2 separate regions of the Homo sapiens genome follow, and region 2 is linked to region 1. A link is an interaction called in ENCODE POLR2A ChIA-PET data of the cell type or tissue named here. Cell type or tissue: Panc1. All regions are shown on one strand. Links, peaks and the distances in the headings refer to the core of each region. The heading gives the core; the rest is flanking DNA. Region 1 has its middle 39 kb from the start of SCG2. Region 2 has its middle 31 kb from the start of SCG2.

What was found. ChIA-PET counts read pairs that join two places held together with the same protein. Peaks named below come from ENCODE experiments on the same cell type or tissue, not always from the same donor. Only the 100,000 strongest peaks of a DNase experiment are listed, where the experiment ranks them.
Region 2: POLR2A ChIA-PET joins it to region 1 with 13 read pairs; 5 of 35 experiments call an interaction of 5 or more read pairs at or near these places.

What each region holds. Positions count from the first base shown.
Region 1 is chr2:223,639,443-223,642,367 of GRCh38, forward strand. No RefSeq gene overlaps it. Among named protein-coding and RNA genes, the nearest start is that of SCG2, 39 kb to the left of the region's middle. In Panc1, for the core only: no CTCF peak of the experiment used is centred there; no DNase peak of the experiment used is centred there; H3K27ac peaks cover 266 bases.
Region 2 is chr2:223,569,780-223,572,704 of GRCh38, forward strand. No RefSeq gene overlaps it. Among named protein-coding and RNA genes, the nearest start is that of SCG2, 31 kb to the right of the region's middle. In Panc1, for the core only: no CTCF peak of the experiment used is centred there; no DNase peak of the experiment used is centred there.

The sequences.
Region 1 (2,925 bases), core at 185-2,684:
TATGCTGCACAAACAAGTAGTCAATCTTATTAGATGCTTTTTAATACTATTGTACCTGTTGAATCTTGTTTGCTTTGTCTATAATAAACAACACTGTTGAAAATAGCTTCAGGTTGCTTTTCATGATCACCCATGCTTTGTTCCCTTTCAGTAGCTAAAATGAAAATAGGATTTGACATCAACAAAGAATAAAGACATGGGTAAAGAGAAAGATAAGTGAGCCTAACTACAAATGCCAGATCTTGGAATAAATTTAAATGTGAAATCACGTTGGGAAAGTGCATATGGTTGTGAAAGCATCAACTTATTTCCTAAGTCACAATAAGAAGAATTAAGCCAAAAAACGAACAAAAAAAATCAACCCCCCCAAAAAAAACTCAACTTTTTAAAAAAGAACATATTAAAATATTCTTGTCAAACATGCTTTCAGCATTGACTCTATTATTACTTTTGAGCCAAATCAGGTCACCAAGACTGGCCTAGGTGAAAGAGTATCAGTCTCAACTGAGGTTTATTTCACTGTGTCCTGTTCACGAATCAGCAAACAAACCTTGCAAAAGGGATGCCTACAATACTGAAAGCATGGAGGTGTGAGTTGATGGGGCTCTTGAATCCTGCTTTGTTCCTCATAGAGACATCCCAAAATTCAGTGGTCTGAACAACCCAGGGAGACTGAAGGAGGAGTGAATCACATAGAACTGAGTTCACTGCTTTGCATTCTATCTGAGGCCAAATGATGTCAAGTTGGGGAGAAGATATGTCAGCACTCAAAGGGCTGGTTTATTGCCACATGTATTAGTCCATTTTCATGCTGCTGATAAAGACATACCTAAGACTGGGCAATTTAGAAAAGAAAGGAGTTTAATGGACTCACAGTTCCACTTGGCTGGGGAGGCCTCACAATCATGGCAGATGGTGAAAGGCACATCTTACATGGCAGCAGACAAGAGAAAAGTACTTTTACACGGAAACTCCCCTTTATAAAACCATCAGATCTTGTGAGACTTATTCACTATCACGAGAATAGCACAGGAAAGACCTGCCCCCATGATTCAATTACCTCCCACTGGGTCCCTCCCACAACATGTGTGAATTGTGGGAATCACCAATTCAAGATGAGAATTTAGGTGGGGACACAGCCAAACCATATCACCATATATATTCATAATTTTAAAAAATTATATGGCATCTATTATGCATTTTACAAATGTGGTTTGTAAAAAACATCCAGTGAGAAAACTGAGGCACACAGCAATGAAATAACTGGCCCAAGGTCTCACAGCTAGAAAGTGGCAGAGCAGGATTCACACCAAGCCAGTCTCCAGAGTCCATTATGCTGCTTCCATAAAAGGATATCTTGTAATGCCTGTCTTTATACTTCCAAGTTTAATTTCTTGCTGTACCTTCAGGACTACTCCAGGTTTGGGTGCAGTAGACCCGAATTTGGCCTATTATAACATGCACCTGGAAACAGTCTTATTTACTTTCCTTACCTCAAGTCAAAGATGAGAGTTCAAATTACTATCTGGGTAGTGCAGAGCTCACACAGCTGTTTGCAAGTAAGTCTGACTGACTGCAAATGGACAGGTTTCTATATTCAGGCCGCTACATGTTTACTTTAAAAAACATTTGTTTAAAACCTGTGAAGCTCCGGAAATCTGCCAAAGTTGGTCATAAAGATGTCAAACCCAAGCCTCACAAGCTTACAGAAAGAGAATGTGTTGGCTCACAGGCCGTTAACAGGACAGAAGTTTCAAGTGGGGCTTAATATAAGTTCAGAGCATGCCACCAGGATCTATCTTGCAGCTTGACGTCCTTGTAATAACACAAACCAGTTTCTAGGATTAAATCCCATTACCCCTGATTGGCCTGCCTGGAGTCATGTGACCAGCTCGGATCACGCATCATGGTGGGGGCTGGGGAGCACACTCTCTGCCAAAAGGAGTAACAAGGGCCTCAGGCTCTAAGAACTTGATAAGCATCTCCTCCACCCCACATTTCCTAACTTAATATGACAACCAAGAATAAAGAGCATTTCTGCCCTGCAGTAAAGAAAGGATATATGTTTTTTTAAAAAGAAAAATGCACACACTATCCATCATGTTTGCACATGAGAAATAGGCCATGTCCCTAGGAATAGGAGGCTTATCAAGTCAATATGTGCACTGAGTCTTCAGGTGATTCTCTCAAAAGACTTCAGTTTCAACTATCAGACACACAGAAAAATATATTTCATCACCAAAATAAACAAGCTTACCAATTTTACTGTCCTCTTTACAATCTTTTTTTTAAGAAATGACACCTAGGCCAGGAGCGGCGGCTTATGCCTATATTCCCAGCACTTTGGGAAGCCGAGGCGGGCGGATCACCTGAGGTCAGGAGTTCAAGACCAGCCTGGCCAACATGGTGAAACCCCATCTCTAATTTTACAAAATACAAAATCAGTTTGGTTTGGTGGCACACACCTGTAATCCCAGCTACTCAGGAGGTTGAAGCAGGAGAATCGCTCCCGGGAGCTGGCGGTTGCAGTGAACCGAGATCGCCCCAAAGCACTCCAGCCTCGGTGACAAAATCAAAACTCTGTTAAAAAAAAAAAAAAAAAAGAAATGCCACCTAATGTGAAGATGTAAGGCCCCCATTCCATGCTGATACATGATACGTGATTCCATGTATTGGCAGGTTCTATTTCTAACAGTTTGCATTTTCAAAGGAGTGGAGAATGCCTCACTTCTAGCATGAGTACAATAATAAAAACAGACAGAAAGATCGTTAGTGATATGACCCAGCAACATGCCTCTTTTCCCATCTGAGCTCTGTTTTATGAACAAGGTTAAAGATGAAGTATGACCCCATTCAAGTCACCAGGGTAGGGGTAGGGCGTTGGTGGAAAAAGTCCCCAAGTGACAACAGGAAACCTAGCTTCTG
Region 2 (2,925 bases), core at 198-2,697, 70 kb before region 1:
TTTACATTCTCAGTTTCATTTTTTAAAATTCACACAGGAGGGAAGGGTTCTATTTATTGGACTTTCCTCAAAAACTCCACCAGGAAGAGCACACACTGTATTCAAGTATTCAAATAGGGGGAAAGTGGTTTAGAACACAAGCCGACTATGCTGGGCAGAATTTTAGGATGGCCCCCACATGTGGTAGCCCCTTGGTGTTCCTGCAGTGTATCGTCTCCTTCCCTTGAGAATGGGTGGCACTAGTGAATATTTTGGGTTATTATTCCTGAAATTAGGTTACTAACAAGTTAGCTGGAGTTAATAAAAACGAAGCTTATCCTCGGTGGGTCTAACTAATCAGGTGTTCTCTCTGCAAGAACATGAAGCTTCAGAGAGATGTGCTGCTGTTGGCCTGGAAGAAAAGCAAATAGCCATGTTGCAAATTGCTAATGGAGGGGCCACATAGCTAGAACCCAATGGAAATGCCTAGGAGCTGAGAGCAATCTCCACCCCAAAGCTGGCAAAAAGAAAGAGAGAGAGAGAGATAAAGAAAGAAAGAAGGAAAGAAAGAAGGAAAGAAAGAATGAAAGAAAGAAAGAAAGAAGAAAGAAGAAAGAAAGAAAGAAAGAAAGAAGAAAGAAAGAAAGAAAGAAAGAAAGAAAGAAAGAAAGAAAGAAAGAAAGAAAGAAAGGAAAGAAAAGAAAGAGTGAGAGAAAACAAGGACTACACTTCTGCAATTGCAAATAATTGAATTCTGCCAACAGCATAAAGGAGCTGGGAAGAGTACCTCAAACTCCAGGTGAGAATACAGCCTTAGCTGACACTCTGACATCTGCCTGTGAGACCCTAACAGAAAACCCAGCTGTGCCATGCCCGTATTTCTCACCCATGGAGAGTGTGACATAATAAACATGTTGTTTTATCGACTAAGTTTGTGGCACTTTGTTATGAAGCAATATAAAACTAACACAGCCATTGAATATTGACCATTCCCTTCAGATGGTTCTGTCTAAAAAGCTTGCAAGCCAATTGTTTTGAGTTGAAAAGCAACTTCTAGAGGAGCAAACTAATGACTCCTAAAAAGCATAGTTTGGTATTTTACATATATAGTGAGATTTAAAGGGGGACATCTGAGAGGAAAAGGGCAGAGCAGGGAACTGACGTAAATGTCCTAGAGCTGTGTGCCACGAGTCCAGATCAGAGGCCTTAGAGTGGCATGTAAGTGCATCATCAGCAAATAACAGAATGAAAGCCCCATGGAGGCAGAGTGCTGTAGTATGGGAAGGATGACCTCTCTACTCAACATCTCAAGCCATCAGTAAAAATATTAAGAAACAAGGGGCAAAGCTTGGGAATGGAATTGTGCACCAATCTGACATAAGAGGAGAAACTCAATGGCCTGTAAGTAGAAAAGAGATCAAAAGGGCAAAAGATTCACCCAAGTTAAGACAGCGAAGATTTCAGCTAAATGTAACTTAACCTATTATTTTCTTGTTTTTATTTATTTTTTTAAATAGAGATGAGTGCTCACCATATTGCCCATATTGCCCAGGCTAGCCTTGAACTCCTGGGCTAAAGCAATCCTCCTGCCTCGGCCTCCCAAAGTGTTGGGATTACAGGTGTGAGCCACCATGCCTGCCCCAAAATGTAACTTAACCTCTAAGGAGTAAAGAAGAATCTAGTTACAGTCATACAGCCAGGGCAGAGGAAGTGCTATGTACTTCAAATTCAAATGTGACTCAAGTGTTTAGCCATCAAAACCCCAGATCGCTGAGTGCAAGGGGAACCCAAGTCAATTTGGTGTGACATTGCAAAGAGAAAAGATGAACTAGTTAACTAAAAAGGGATAAGTGAATAGCTACATGCAAAAGATAATATTAGGTCCCTGTCTGACACCACATTATTATAAAGAAAAATCCACATGAACTAAAAACCTATGCAAGATTTTTTAACTTTTGGGAGAAAATATAGGCGATTTCTGTAATGAGGACAGAAAAGGATTTAGTAAACAAGTATTAAATTGTACAAACTATAAAGAAAAATATGAGATTAAACTACCTTAAAAATGAAAGAGCTTATGCACAACATAAGACATCATAAGGAAAGTTAAAAGACACACTGTCTGAAAGAAGAGATTTTAAAGCCATATAACTACCAAGACTGAAACATAAACAAATACAAAATCAGAACAGACTAATAAGTAAAGAGATTGAATCAGTCAAAAACCTTCCGAAAAAGAAAAGGTCTGACCCCAGATGGCGTCACTGATGAATTCTACCAAACATTTAAAGAAAAATGAATGCCAATCATATTTAAACTCTTCCAAAAATTGAAGAGGAGAAAACATTTCCAAATTCATTTTATGGGGCTGGTATTACCCTTATACCAAAGCCAGACAAGAACACTACAAGAAAGGAAAATTCCAGGCCAAATCCCTCATGAACATAGATCCAAAACTCCTCAACAAAATACTAGCAAACCAAATTCAACAGCACATTAAAAGAATTATACACCACAATCAAGTGGGATTTACTATGAGATGCAAGAATGGTTCAACATACACAAATCAATGAAGTGATATATCACATTAACAGAACGAAGGATAAAAACCATATGATCATCTCAGTAGATGCAGGAAAAAAAAATTTGACAAAATTCAACATTCTTTCATGATTAAAACTCTCAATAAATTACGTATAGATGAAATGTACATCAACATAATAAAGGCCACATATATCAAGCCCACAGCTAATGTCATACTCAATAGTGAAAAGTTGAAAGCCTTTCCTCTAGGATTAGGAACAAGAAAAGGATATCTACCCTCACCACTTCTAGACACATGACTGGAAATCCTAGAGAAAGCAAGCAAGATAAAAGTCATCCTAATCAGCAAGAAAGAAGTAAAATTATCCCTGTTCACAGTTGAGGTGATTTTGTATATAGAAA